2 separate regions of the Mus musculus genome follow, and region 1 is linked to region 2. The links are chromatin loops, found by intact Hi-C in ENCODE. Cell type or tissue: left cerebral cortex. All regions are shown on one strand. Each heading gives the region's core, and the rest is flanking DNA. Links, peaks and the distances in the headings are about the cores only.

Region 1 (8,023 bases), core at 1,173-5,172, 150 kb after region 2:
GGGCTATCAACTCTTACCACTCAAAGTCTGGAGCAGTGGTCCTCAGCCTTCCTAATGCTGGGACCCTTTAATCCAGAGCCTCATGTTGTAGTGACCACAACCATAAAATTATTTCATTGCTACTTCATAACTGTAATTTTACTACTGCCATAAATCATAATGTAAATATCTTATATACAGGATATCTGATATGTGACCCTTGTGAAACCCTAAAGCGGTCACAAGCCACAGGCTGAGAACCGCTGGTATAGATGAGAACTGGTATCTTCAGGAAACTATCATTTATAGACATGAGCATGGCTTACAGAAGTGGTTTTATATTTAACCCAGTTAGAAACGCTCCATATAGGTAAAAACGTTCTCCTGCTACATTTTAGCCCTGGCTATGCAGTATCTGGTGGGGTTCCTAGCTTCTTCTTATAACAAAACAAAATATAAGGCATTTCAAATCACATAGTATCTTGTTTATGTAGTTAAGAGTTACAAACATCAAAGATAAAATTGCAGAAAAGTTTCTTACTTTTACAGTACAGAATCTTCCCCAAAGCTCTGAAGAGAAAAAGAGAAACATCTTTTCCACCAATAGCTTGAATCTCTTGATTTTCCAAAGTACTATTATGTTTCTTTTTTTGTTTTGATTTTGATATGGCAGCATCCGATTTCAATGACATTCTTTTCTTCTTTGACCACGAACTGTTCTCTCCTTAAATAATATTTGAATAAAAAAATCAAAATATAAAAACTAAAAGTAAGAGTATTTTGGGGCTGGAGAGATGGCTCAGCAGTTAGAAGCACTGACTCCTATTCCGAAGGTCCTGAGTTCAAATCCCAGCAACCACATGGTGGCTCACAACCATCCACAATGAGATCCAATGCCCTCTTCTGGTGTGTCTGAAGGCAGCTACAGTATGCTCACATATAATAAATAAATAAATCTTTAAAAATTTTTTTTCAAATATTTATACTAAGTGTTCCAACCCAAACCTTTTTCTAACAAGCAGTAACTTAGCATGGCCTCAGTGAAGAACCCTCTCTGTTGCTAAAATGTCATCAAATGTCACCGGGCGTGGTGGCGCACACCTTTAATCCCAGCACTAGGGAGGCAGAGGCAGGCAGATGACTGAGTTTGATCCCAGAGTGAGTGTCAAGACAGCCAGGGCTACACAGAGAAAAACAAAACAAACAAAAAAAAGTAATAAGATGCCATTATTTAAAATTGTTTTAGAAGCTAGAGAAATGGCTCAGTAGTTAAGATCACTTGCTGCTCTTCCAGGGGATCCAGGTTTGATTCCTGGCACTCACAGGGCAGCTCACCAACATAGGTAACTCCAGATCCAGGAAATATGATGCCCTCTTCTGGCATCTGTGGTACATGTGGTACATAGACATGCATGCAAGCAAAACCACCCATATACATAAAATACAAAATTTAAAAATAACACTAAAAAGTAGGATAAACTGTGTAATAATCCCCAACACCATAAAAATAGTTTCTCCCACAGAAAGAGATACACACACAACTAAATTACCTATTCTGTAGGGTTGGCCAGGCTGGGGATTGAGGCAAAAAAGAAAAAGAAAGAAAACTTACAAGATGAAAACCAACCCAGAAAGTTGTCCTGACTATACCATACACACAAACACAGACAGACAGACAGACAGACACAGATGTCAAAGATGATTGGTTTCCCAGGGGGGGCCAGAAGATTTTACTTAACTTACTTACTTATTTTTTGGCACAGGGTCTCTCTACATATCCCTGGCTGTCTTGGAATTTTCAAGGTAGACCATTCTGGCCTTGAACTCAGAAACCCACCTGCCTATGCCTCGAGTGCTAGAACTACAGGCATGTGCCACCAGAAGATCTTATCAGTACTCAGTGAAATGTAAAATGTAAAAGTGGTGAATGATTTTACTCTATAATATTCTATAAAAAATTTCAGACAGTACTGACTGCAAGCAGTTAAGCCATAGATAAGGAAGGAACTACTTCATGTCTAGTTTGGGCTGATGACAACAGATAATTCAATGGCAAAAGACCTGTCTACCATATGGAAGACCCTGGGCTCAATCACTAGACATTCCATAACAAAGGTTTAATGTGATTTATTTCATGACTGTTTAAGAGCAAGTCACCTATCAATGCTCTATGAGTATGTCTTCTCTAGTTAGTTACCTTTTGAAGACGAGAACTGCAGGCTGTTTATTGCACTTCTGATATCACCAGAACATCCTTGACAGAGCAACTCCAGAGAAGTTTTATTAGGAACAATAATTTTTTCTCCATTCTAAAGGGTGAAAGTAAATTTCAGAAAACTATTTTGTTAAGACACAAATGCAAACACACAAACTAAAACCTATTCTGAGAACTTAATATATATAAACTAGATTTTTTTCAAATTTGAATGTCTTAAAAACTTCCACAGCCCAGGTACCGTAGAACATAGCTATAGTCACCAGCTTATGGGAAGCTGGGAAAAATAATCCTAAATTCTAACCTAGGGTTACCTAGGGAGATCCTTTATCAAAAACAAACAACAACAAAAACCTCTCAGTGTTAACACCTGTCTGTGTATGACTTAGCATAAGGTATAATTCTAAGAGTATATTATATACTATTGACTTTGTAATTAGACTAGCTGACCTTTTATGTTTCTACTTCCTTTCTTACTATATATAAATGCATGTATACAAGCAAGGCTATTTCATACATGCTTAAGAGCAATGTGAACATTGTAAGGATATGTATGTAAGTTCACATATATTATATAATATATATTCTATCAACTTAGCATACCATTTGTGTTGTAAGACAAATTATCTGTTTCTATGTCTTCATAAAGTCCTTAGTTCACTGATAAAATGTACTCAGGTTGACTATTCATAGTCTATCCCACATCAGATCTTATAAAAACTAATTATCACAGAAAAATAGATCTGTACTCTAATCCTTCATTTACATATTTACTTCATTAACCACTTTTTAAATGTGATGTGCATGTATGCACATGTGTGCCTAGTGCTCTCAGCAGTCATCAGAAGACAGCATAGGATCCTTTGAAACAGAAGTTACAAACAGTTGTAAGCTTCCATGTAGGTGCTAGGAACTGAATCCAGACCTTCTGAAAAAGCAGCCAGTGCTCTTAAACACTGAGACATCTCTTCAGCCCTCAGAAATTCCTTATAAAAGTTCTCTTCCCAAACCAAACTTTGTCATACAAGTAACATATAGTGAGTATCTTTACAAACATTCTGTTTGCAAGTATCTATAAATATATTCAATATCTCTAAGTGTATGCAAACATTAATTCAGAGTTAATGTTTTCAGGTAAAATTATAGTATTTGTTTTCTGTAAATTTAATTTCTTACCTAATACCATCTAAGACAATGTTTGTTTTTATGCAGCTTTAAGTCTATTTCATCTTTTAAGACGTAATTTATTGGTGGACTGGTAAGATGGATCAGTCTGTAAAGAGACTTGCTGCCAAGTCTAATGACCTCATTTCCACCCCTAGGACCTACACGGTGGAAGAAGAGAGTTAACTCCTTCAGTTGTCCTCTGACCTCCATGTGTGTCCTGTGGCATACCCACGCTCTTCATACACAAATGCACATGGAAACAAAATACTCAAAAGTGTATTAACACCTTAAATAGTGTCACTGATATCCTTTAACAAATATTTGCCCTAAAATATGGGAAAATTACATTAATGTCATAGTTTTTGTATATAACTTTTAGCTTTTGGCAGGGCTTGAGACTGAAATTAGAGCTTTTCACAAGCTAGGCAAAGATTATACCATGCAGTTACAGACTGACTGCTTCTAACTTTACACACACACACACACACACACACACACACACACACACACACCACTAAGATGTATATTTCTATAGCAGTAGAGTGTCCTCTGAAGTGTAATTCATCAACTATTTCTTCCAGTTACATGCTATATAAATTGTGCTTTCCACAGTTACAAATTAAGTCTTAAATTAGACTCACCTTACTAGCTTCTATAGTCACAATTCGATTAAGAAATTTCATCATAATTGTTGGTGCCACAGGGTTGAAACTATAAGAACAAGAGATGCTTAAATGATTAATTTAAAAATAGCCTGTGAACATTAAGAGCAAATTTCTTAGCCAGGCAGTGGTGGTGCATGCCTTTAGTTCTAGCATCCTGGAAGCAAAGGCAGGTGGATCTCTGTGAGTTCAAAGCCAACCTGGTTTGTAGCATGAGTTCCAGGACAGTCAGGGCTACACAAAGAAATCCTGTCTGGGAAAACAACCAAAATAAACAATCAAAAACTTCTTACCTAATGTTTGAAACAGAACACTCTTCTTGAATGTTTCTGGGGAAGAGTAGCCGCTGATTATTGTCTCCACTGACACTGTCAGAGACTATAAATACAAGAGGACACCGGCCAATCTGCACATGCTTTCTAAAATAACAAAATAATGTTGAAATTGAAGCAATTTAGCATGTTCATGCTAAGCAAATGTTCGACCACAGTTACAACCCCCTACCCCTAATACGGAGTTTTAGAACACTGGACTTCACTGACACCTACCTTAGAATCTCATGTAAAGCGTTAGGGTCTCGATAAAACTGGTTAGGTAACTCCTGTGGAATATATGGGACAATATTAGCTCAGTGATGCTTCACTGAATATTTAAACTTATATTTGTCAAGGAAAAACAGTACTTATCCAATGCATCTTGATCAGAATTTTCAAAGAAATTAAAGGAAATTTATGGTCATTGAGAAAGTTAACTTCCCACAGACTTCATTTGCTTTTCTATATAGATGGTGTTGCAGCTGAGAATTATGCTAGCATACAGCATATCTACTTTATCTATGCTATTCTGTTTATGTTTACTCAAAGAGTCTTCAGGTCTCTGCTATCAAAAGACTACCACTATTCCTGCATCTCACAGTTGTTCACACAACAGCTCTAGCAAGATTTTAGAAGTCGTCCTTACTTCCACCAGAATGATCTTCTTATCAGTTGTCAGATCGTCTCCAAGCATCTGCAGTTTGCTGTACTTGGTGGCTCTTAATAGAAAGTCATTGAAGACTGCTATCTGAGATTGGTATGGAACTACAGAGAAGTTTGATTCTGAAAGGAAATATATTTATCACTTTATTTTCAAATCATATACATTAATATTAAATGTACAACAAATTCACATATATGATATAACTTTCAATACTGGACTATCTTAAAATTATTTGAAGTGGTCTTAATGTAAAATAAAATATCATTTCAAAGAGTAGTATCATAATGGACAATAGTAATTTTCTTCTACACCAATGAAAGTAACATGAAGTTAATTGAGTTGGGAGGCAGAGGCAGATGACTTTGAGGCCAGTCTGGTCTACAGAGCAAATTCCAGGAAAAAAAAAAAAAAATGTAGCTATTGGGGTGGAGCGATGGCTCAGCAGTTAAACACACTTGCTGCTGTTCTTTGAGGGGACCTAAAAATAAAGATAAGAATAAAACCCATTCTTAAAAAAATAAAATAAAAAAGCTATTAATTGCTTTGGTCATAGACCATAGACACATCACACAGGAACCAAGATAAGTTTCCTTCCTGCTGGCTAGCTTGCATAACAACGGCAGAAGTTACTATGCAGGGTGTGGTGGGAGAACTGTCATCAAGTCTTACTCAGTTATGGACCCTATGTGCTACACCACTTAGGCAAAAAGTATTCACTAGGATAATAGCGGTGAGTCTGTTTTAGGGGCACTAACTGCTTCATAGTTGGATTTGTGGTCTGCTGTACAGAAAAGAATACAACTAATTCAAAGTATTACTCATTTATTACAATAATACAAAGGAATATAAACCGAGCCAAAAGCCCATTGCTAGGGGAAGTCACAGACCATAATGGAGAAGCTACAGCTATTGTTTTGCTAAAGGGCTATGATATCTCCATCAAATTATAGTCTAAATAATTATGTTTATACCCACAAATTAGTACAGCTACCAACTTGTTAGAGAAGCCCTCGGTATGCAGTGGAACTAGAGTCGCATAGCTGGTTAAAGTGATTTAAAGGGATTCTTGAATGTGCAGCTATAAACAGAACATTCTTCTCACCCCCTTCAAGGCTCAGGGAAGGTCACAGAAGATGGGAGGAAGGAATGGAGATGGAATGCCATCTTCAGATTAGGATATCGCTACTGAATTTTTGTTTTGCTTTACGAGAAATGATGTAGCCCTGGTTGTCCTGGAATTTACGATGTAGATCAAGCTGGCCTCGACCCAGAAAAGATCCTCCTGCCTCTGCTTCCTGAGTCCTGTGATTAAATCTGTGCCCAACTAGCTTCATTACTGGAATTAATTTTTTTTAAAAGAAAGATTTATTATTATACATAAGTACACTGTAGCTGTCTTTAGATGTGCCAGAAGAGGGCATCAGGTCTCACTACAGATGGTTGTGAGCCACCATGTGGTTGCTGGGATTTGAACTCAGGACCCTCGGAAGAGCAGACGGTACTCTTACCCGCTGAGCCATCTCACCAGCCCCGGAATTAAATTTTTTTTAAAGATTTATTTATTTATTATATGTAAGTACGCTGTAGCTGTCCTCAGATACTCCAGAAAAGGGCATCAGATTTCATTATGGATGGTTGTGAGCCACCATGTGGTTGCTGGGATTTGAACTCGGGACCTTCGGAAGAGCAGTTGGTGCTCTTAACCTCTGAGCCATCTCGCCAGCCTCAAATTTTTGTTTGAGTTTTTTGATTTGTTTTTAGAGATAAGAGTCTCACTACATAGCCCTACTTGGCCTGTAACTGACTATATAAACCAAGGTGGCCTTGACCTCACTGAGGTCTCCTGCCTCTGTCTCAGCGATTAAAGATTATGTATCAGCAACACTGGCTGAGCCCAGAGAATCGGAGGAATAGTTAACATTAAAATAAAAGTTGTCCTTCTACATAGCTCCTATTGTAAGATGCTTAGGAGCTTTGGCCACTCCCAGTTTAGACACCACATCATCAGTAAAGAATGAAAGCTAAGATGACAGTGTTAAAATATATAAGCCTATCTGTAAAGCTATAGTATAAAAGTTTGAACTTGGTATTATCATTTTTTAAGGGTTAAAGCTCTCTCTAAATTCCAACTTTTTTGGGGGGAGGGGGTGGTTGTTAATATTTGAGACAGGGTCCTACTACAGAGCTGCAGCTGCCCTGCACTACAGAGACTCATCTGGCCTAGAACTGAGAGACCTCTTAAGTGCTGGGATAAAGTCATGCCTCCATGCTCTGAAGTGACTTTATTCTAACAAGGATTTAATGGTGTAAGGTACTTTATTGAGAGGTGAGGCTTGATTTACACTGAAACTTAAGACCTTACAGTGTAAACCTCCCATAAATAATGAAAACCTGAGCTCCTATAGTGTGGTGTCACGGGCCTATAATCCTGGTACTTGGGAGGTGAAAACAGAAGGATCACGAGTTTGGGACAGCACAAGGTACACAAAGTCTCAAAACAGCCAGCACTGGGCAGAGGGTAAAGGTACTGACTTTTATCCCCAGACCCTACAGTGGAAGGAGAGAACTGACCTCCACATGTAAGCCAGGGCATGTACATGCTGTATATATGCATGTGTACATTCAGACACAGAGACAATCAGTCAATAAAAAACAAAAAAAAACAAAGAGGGGCTGGAGAGATGGCTCAGCAGGCAAGAGCACCCGACTGCTCTTCCAAAGGTCCTGAGTTCAAATCCCAGCAACCACATGGTGGCTCACAACCATCCATAATGAGATCTGACTCCCTCTTCTAGAGTGTCTGAAGACAGCTACAGTGTACTTACATACAATAAATAAATAAATCTTTAAAAAAAAAAAAAAGAAAAGTCAGCTTCTACCTTTAAAAAAAAAATTTCAATATTCCCTTTCTAAGAATCCCATTCTCCTCTCTATCTGGGTGTCTTGCTCTTTCTCGTCAAACTGACACGTCCGGGAGGAAGTGTGCTCTCATCACCTGACCTGGAAGCATCACTAAGTAAAG
Region 2 (8,023 bases), core at 1,448-5,447:
AATCTTTCCATGAATAGCCTAGACAGCCTCTAAATACATTTAACTCTCAGGAAATGTATTCTTTTCATCCCCTCAAGACATCTTTCTTAGAGAATTCTAACTTTCCAAAACAAGATTGACTACTCTCCCTGAAACAGACATCATCATCATCTCCACTCACCCTTGTCCTAAGCTTCCTTTGGCTTGTTCGCAGTTAGAGGCAGATCCTCCGATTCCATGTCCTTCTCCTTCTCAGTCCTACTTCCTCTAGAACTTCCCCTAAAGCATCTCTATTTTGCTAAGCAATTTTTATAACATTTCATTTATCTATCTGTGCGTGTATGTGTGTGAGCATTTGTGTGCTGTGGTGTGCATTTAGAACACAGGACATCTTGTGGAGTCAATTCCCTCCTTCTATCATGGGGGTCCTTGGGATTCAACTCAGTTCATCGGGCTTGGTGGCAGGTGCCTTTATGTACTAGGCCAGGCCTCCCCCGGAAGAGTCTTTTTGAGACCTCACAAGTCTCAAAACATCTTTATGTTTTTATAAACACAAAGAACTTGCCTACCTGGGGATATAATTTAAGTCAGTTATACTTTTCCCTAAAAGATTTGAGGGTGAATGCTCTCATTAGCACCTGGTGTGGCTAGTAGTGTAAATGTTTTGCTGCATATTTTGAACTTTCACAATTGTGTAGAAAATTATGTTTTTTAAAAGGAAAATACTTCCTTGAACTACTCAATGATTTCCTACCCTACAATGTATCTTTCTTTTCACATTATCCTAACAGTGGGCCTTTTATATAAACTCATGTTTCACCTTTAACTCTCCTATTTACACCTCATTAACACCTTTTAATCCTGCCATCTTTCTTCAACTCCAAATCCTTCAAATCCATCTACTAGACTTTTCATTAAGTTCACACTTACATGAAACCTGAAACAATGCAACTTTAGTTTTGATTTGCCAGTTTGAACCAACTATAAAAAAAAGTTCATACCATCTAGTATCAGTAAAGTTTGGGCAAATAATATATAAAGCCTCTTTAAAGGACAAATTTACAACATCTACCAAAACTCATATAACTTCTGACTCAACAATTCTACCTGAGAATTTGTCCTGCATACTCTTGTACAACTATTTGGAGATACAGACATGGGCATTACTTGTTAACAGCAAAGAGACAATCTTAAATAGTTAATACAAGGCAATTGGTTATGTAAGTCATAGAATATAATCCAAGAAAAATGATGTAATTTGAGAAGCAAGACTGATCTAGACATGCTTATTTGAAATTACTTCTTTTGCATATGTAGTGTAGGTGTCGCATACATGTATAAGCCAGAGGTTGGTACAGGGTGCCTTCCTCAATCCTCTACCTTGTTTTAAGAGCCAAGGTCTTTCACTGAACCTGGAGCTCACTGAATGACTAGGCTAGCTGGCCTACTGAATCCCTGGAATTCTCCTGTCTCTACCTCACAACACTGAAATTACAAAAATATGAGGCCACATCCAGCATTCTTTATGTGGGCGCTGGGTATCCAAACTCAAGTCTTCACTCTTGCATAATAAGTATCCTTACCCACTGAGCCATCTCTTCATCTGTATATTAAATTTGTTCTACACTATCTTTAAGTGTGAAAAGTGATGCATTATTATATATGAAAAATATAATTATTTTGTGATCAAAAGTTCTAAAATGCTGATACTTTTTGAATAAAAAGTCATTTCCTAAAAAAACCAACCGAGACCACTTCCACTTCAGCTTTTACTACTGGAAATGTCAGTAAGAAAATAACCACAGGTTCTTGATTATGTTCAGCTAGCCTCTTCTCTCCAGTAATATTCAAGAAGGCCAGCGTTAGGTATTCATAAATTTTGGGGGTGGTTGTTAAACTACTGACTGCTGAAAACTGGCCATTGGCAGGGCCATTTTATTAAAGGACTCAGAAAATGTAGGCATAGAATCTCCTAGGGCTGGAAGTGCAGGCAGCTGCATAGGTGCTAGGAAGCCAACCTGGGTTCTAAGAGCAGTGCACACTCCTAACCATTGAGCCACCTTTCTAGCCCCCACCCCAGCTTCCATTCCCCACCAAACCAATATAATATTACTCTTAACTTACTCTTTATTACTATTATTCTTTATTATATATTTCTCTTAACTATAAATATGTGAGTTTAGGGAAATAAACAGATTGCTAGACACAGTGTTCTACATCTCATTTTCTATATTAAGGAGTTGTTTCAATCATTAGCTTACCATTGTGACATATAAATTAATCAAAATTCATATACCTTTCTCCTTTATATTCTTCTAGGGAAATTTCTTGAAAAGCATCCAAAGGAAATAAATGATGGTAAGATCTTGCCAAATGAGGTGCAGACACCAAAGTAAGACCTAATGCAGAAAGACAGAGACATTAACAAGCCTGACCTCATAAAGACAAAGGCTAAAAAGTCAAGAGATATACTTAGAAAAAAATGCTTTCAAGTGTTTTCATTTCTCTTTTTCCAGTGATGGGGATCCAATCTAGGGCCTCACACACACTAGAAAAGCTGCCACTATACTACATAGCCAGCACTCAAGGATTTTTAGGACCCTGAGTACTTTTTAGCTGTAGCCATGAAAAGATATTTCAGGATAGAATTCAATCTGTCACTAAATACATGACCCAAAAAGTGCCTATTAAAATTATCATAGTGTTTTTAAAGAAAACATTTACCAAAGAGAGAATCAGGAAAGTTCTGTGATGCTATGCTTATTTTTAGAAATTAATTACTAGGGCTTGAATGAAAAAAGCAATCTTTTTCTTTATACAAATTAAATATATAATAAGCAAGATCCAACACTTATGTTTAATTCGGCAGCTACATAATTACGAATTTATTTAATGCTAATTTACTTAGTAAGGACTAATAGGGTTCTTACCACATATTTTACATTCAACAGGAAGCTCGCAGTACTTTGCTCGGCACTGTGGGCAGAAGTAGCCTCCCAGTGTAAGCCCTGGCTCAGTGCTGTTGTTATCCAAATGCCTATGGGTGGAAAAGTTATTTTTAAAAGATGAAAAGAGCTAAAGCAAGTATGTTATTCAAACCCAGCAGTCAGGAGGCAGAGGCAGGTGGATGTCTGTGAGTTCAAGCCCAGCCTGGTCTAATAGTGAGTTCAAGGCCAGCCAGGACTACACTGTAGTACCCTGTCTCAAAAGATAAAATAGATAAAATTTTATTGGAAAACATGTATGTCTTTTCGCTCACTAATGCTGTTCTTTTTTCTGTCTTCACTTTTAAAGTTTCTCTTAGAGTTATTTTTTTCTTTCTTGATGACTAATCTGTTAGTTCCATCCAGTCTGTTTTTTCTTTTCTTTTCTAAGATTTAGTTTCGTTTTAATTCTGTGTATGTGTGTGTGTGTATGACTGGGTATGTGTACATGAGTACAGGTGTGCTCAGAGAGCAGAGGTGTCAGATCCCCTGAAGGCGGAGTCACAGGCAGTTGTGAGCTGCCCGGGGTAGGTGCTAAGAGCCAGACTCTGGTTCTGAGGAGGACATTATATGAGCTTAACCACTGAACTATCCCTTCAGCCCTCCAGTGCACTTTTCATCTCTGACGTTATATTCTTCATTTCTAGAAGCTTCATTTGAGTTCTTTTTATACAGTTTCAACTTCTCCTTCACTTAAGAGACTAGAGAGTGTATTTACATTGGCTATTTTAATACTGTCGTCTATTAATTCTAGCAAGTGTTTTCTGGCTGTTTCCATTCTGTAGTTTTTCTGTTATTCTCACTCTCTCATATTTTCTCACTACCACCCATCTTCCTTCTTCCTCCTCTCTCTTCCCAGTGTTTCTATATAACTCAAGCCAGCCTTAAATTTGCCGTGACCCTCCTTTCTCGTGCCCAAGTGCTGGCCTGTGGTGATGTACAGCAGCAGCACAGCTGGCAGCCAGATACTTCTACATCCTGTGAGAGATTGTAATCTGTGTTGTTCTGGGTACTAATTTTTTTTTCCTCCATAAATATTTAGAGCTTTATTTTAGAATGAAGTAACTTAGGTACTTACTGATCTATTCAAAAAAATGTTTAAGTATCATTAGCCTAGCCTAGTAGCTACTAATCTAACCAAGTCTCATTATTGTGGGCTCTCTAAAATGTCTTTTGTGCAACTGAGAATTGAACCTCAGCTTTATGTTAAGTGCTTTGCCACTTAGCTCTGACCACAGCCCTCCTTTCCCTTTTATTCTGAGAGGAGTCTTACTATGTTACTCAAGCACCCACCAAGGTAAACTTTCTTCATGTTTGAACTTTCTATTCCATTTTTTTAATCATTAGAATATATATGTATTATATGAATAATATGTAAACATGTATACATAATGTGTATTATATACATATGTATCTTATACATATACATCTACACATATCTACATTTTAAATGCAGATCTAAGTATATACATCTACTCATGTCTCTATTTTCATTTCATTTATTTATGGCTTTTACAAATATATTCTATAGCTCAGAGTGACCTCAAACTCAAAGCTATCACCTTGCCTTAGCCTCCAGAATCCTAGAAATGCAGATGTGAGCCAGCATGCCTGCCCCCGCCTTTAATTTAGATGATGGGTAACACTACGCACATGTACCTTGCTATTTTATTTAGTAATATATCTTGATGATCACAGCATATGCATACATAAAGAGGGCCATTTCTTTTCATGGCTATGCAGATGGTACTAGTTTATAAAAATCATTATAAATTAAGACCTTCTAACTTAGAGGAATAAATTTTAAGTGTTAAAATGTTATTACTGGGAGCTGGAGAGATGGCTCAGTAGTTAACAACACTGGCTGCTCTTACAGAGGATCTGGGTTCAATTCCCAGCATCTACATGACAGCTCACAAGTGTCTATAACTCCTGCTCCAGGGTATCTGACACCCTCATACAGACATAATCAAATCACCAATGTACATAACATTTAAAAAAAAAGTTATCACTGACAATTGCTCTTTACTTACGCCATGCTGAAGGATGGTTTTGCATCCTGATCAGACAAAGAAGCAATGGTATGCTGAGGGAATCCTTAATAGGTTAAAAAAAAATTACAGCATTAATTTCTTTTATAAGCAAAAACCAGAATTTTATGAATAAGAATCTTAAGATATTCTTATCAGAAAGTCAACAAAGTTGTATAAAAGCTCTTTCCTGCCTTTGAGGTCGATATGTGCCTATCATAGTATAATGAAACATAGTATAATGAAACTCTAATGCCAAGGTATAAGAAAAAGCAGAGGAAAAGGAGGGATGATCTTTCTATATACAACCTCACACTCCGAAATTTATATCTTTAATTTAATAAACCACATTTTAAAAAAATAGTTCACGTTTTATATAGCTCCTAATACAACCAAATATGTATTAAATGATACAGTATCTCTTTAAGCACATATAAAAGAAAACCAAAATCCCTTTAAGTGCTAGGCATGGTGACTCACACCTTCAATTGCAACACTTGGGAGGCAGAGGCAGGCGGATCTCAGTGAGTTCGAGGCCAGCCTGGTCTACAAAGTGAGACCTTGTCTCAAAAAAAGAAGATTATTTAAAATAATCATTTTTATGACCAATAATTTTCTACTCCTTGAAAAAAAAATCAGAGTAATTTGGCAAACTTTGCTGAAACTTTCTGTTTTTGCAGTTTGTATGACATACTTTGATTGAACAATAAAGATTTTGTGGCTTATTTAAGAAATTTCTTGGGCTGACAAGATGGCTCAACTGGTAAGAGCACTGACTGCTCTTCTGAAGGTCCTTAGTTCAAATCCCAGCAATCATCCCATGGTGGCTCACAACCACCTGTAATGAAATCTGACACTCTCTTCTGGTGCGTCTGAAGACGGCTACAGTGTACTTATATATAATAATAAGTAAATCTTTGGGCAAGCAGGGACTGAGCAAGCAGGTTGACCAGAGCGGGCAGGGTTGACTGGAGTGAGCAGAGGTCCTAAAAATTCAATTCCCAACAACCACATGAAGCCTTACAACTATCTGTACAGCTACAGTGTACTCATATACATAAAAATAAATTGATAAATAAATCTTAAAAAGAAATTTCTTACCACAAGTATTTTTAATTATATAAAGTATCTTTTTATCTTTCTAATTTAACAAGACCAGAAGTGTTATCAACAAACAGGATAGGTGGCTTTAATTTCTTTTTATAAACATGTTTCAATATGTATTTTTATTATAATAAATTCAAGTAGGAAAACAATTCTTAAATGTGAAAATGGTAACTTGCACAAATGAAAGCAGAACGCCTGACTTGAAGCAAAGGTGCACAGTAAAGCAACACGGGAGAGACACATACCCATGCGAATGAGTGAGCACTCGGAGCTTGAGCTGGCAGGAGGGGGGCTCACATGATGTGCCAACAACTCCTTGTAATGGGTTTCATCTAAGATAACATGGTATGTGCCTAACAGGCAAAGGCAAAGCACAGCAGGTTAAAGACAAGCGCTTCTGTGTAAAACCTACCAAAGTTTCTAGAGATGAAAATATATAATTTCATAACCATTTTAATTATCACTTAAAATAATTTAAATCTCTCAATGTCTCTAGACATAATAGTAACTAAAAAATTAAAGCCAATCTTTACAAAGTATTACATAGAGTGAGATTGCTACCTTTTTGAAAGTTTTAACTCTAAAACACTGACCTATTGAGAACTCCTTGCATTTTAAATGGTTGCTTAGAACACTCAATGATATGTTTAAGAATATAGCTATATTTCTTACACAGTAATTATAATTATTGAAGATAGCAGATATATACCACCAGTTTCACGAGCAAGTACAGTACAAACTCGAACCTCCGCAGATAATCCAATAACAGACACTCTAATTTTAGCTGTCTTCAGGGTCTTCATAAGATCCAAAAAACATGAAAGATTTCAGGAGGAAAAAAAAAATTAATGAATAACCTTGAAAATTACTGTTCTGAAAGCTAGTGCTATAGAGTCTAGCCTGAGTCTTGATCCTACCTTGATGAGATCGTAAATATTAGATGGATCACAGGTGGTGAGGCTGCTGAAGATGATGAGCACTTCTCTACTTGTATGTCCAGGCATGTGTCTGCAAAGGTAAAGATACATCCCAGCACAGGGGAACGAACGCCAGGGCCAAGAAGTGGGAGTGAGTGGGTAGTGGAGCAGGGCAGGGGGAGGGTATAGGGAACTTTCAGAATAGCATTTGAAATGTAAATGAAGAAAATATCTAATAAAAAGGAAAAACAGAAAGAAAAAAAAAGATACATTCCAATAGGTCAAATAAATTACACTAGCTAAGAATTTATCCAAATGGAGAGTAAACATGGTTTATTCAGTTAAGCTACAAAGAGAGGTAATAAATAAAAGTTACATCCAACTCATGATGATTAAATTCTAAATTTCAATCTCTCTCAAAAAGGTGGGTGGATGAATGGGTAGATAGATAGATAGATTTTTAGCCCAGGTTGACCTCAAACTCATGAGCCTCCTGCCTTAGTCTCTGCAGTACTAGAATTACTAACATGCAATATATGCCTTGACATTCAATTAATTCTCAATTAAATTTTTTTTCTTAGTTCTACGTACTGCTGTGGATTTTCTTTTATCTTTCTAAACTATACTTTAACTGATAAAATATAAATTAAAGATAACCAACACCACGGGGCAGTGGTAGAGTATGCTTCCCAGAACTTGGGAATCAGAGGCAGACAGATCTCAAGTTCAAGGCCAGCCTCATCTACAGAGTAAGTTCTAGGACAGACAAGGATTACAGGCAGAAACATTGTTTCAAAAAGCCAAAACAAAACAAACGAACAAACAAAAAACACCAAAATAAGCATCATAAATAACATTTTAGGGTTTTTTTCTATTTAACTCTTTTGTTATAACAGGCTTCATAGAGACCCATGTTGACATACTTTCAATACAATTTACAGAAAAAAATCTGAAAAAATAATAATATAAATGGTTATGGTTGCGCATGCCTGTAATCTCAACATTT

Evidence for each region. A loop is a pair of places that touch in the nucleus more often than their neighbours do. Peaks named below come from ENCODE experiments on the same cell type or tissue, not always from the same donor. Only the 100,000 strongest peaks of a DNase experiment are listed, where the experiment ranks them.
Region 1: it touches region 2 in a loop (6-fold over the local background); 6 of 42 quality-filtered maps call a loop at or near these places.

Annotation. Positions count from the first base shown.
Region 1 is chr13:100,628,880-100,636,902 of GRCm38, forward strand. Rad17 (RAD17 checkpoint clamp loader component) reads right to left here. Exons shown (of 17, transcript NM_001044371.2): 6 at 4,984-5,120; 7 at 4,572-4,624; 8 at 4,317-4,442; 9 at 4,003-4,072; 10 at 2,177-2,288; 11 at 521-703. Among named protein-coding and RNA genes, the nearest start is that of Marveld2, 16 kb to the left of the region's middle. In left cerebral cortex, for the core only: no CTCF peak of the experiment used is centred there; no DNase peak of the experiment used is centred there.
Region 2 is chr13:100,474,195-100,482,217 of GRCm38, forward strand. It overlaps Gtf2h2 (general transcription factor II H, polypeptide 2), which reads right to left. Exons shown (of 16, transcript NM_022011.4): 9 at 7,018-7,108; 10 at 6,810-6,897; 11 at 6,346-6,453; 12 at 4,997-5,060; 13 at 2,910-3,016; 14 at 2,276-2,378. Among named protein-coding and RNA genes, the nearest start is that of Gtf2h2, 14 kb to the right of the region's middle. In left cerebral cortex, for the core only: no CTCF peak of the experiment used is centred there; no DNase peak of the experiment used is centred there.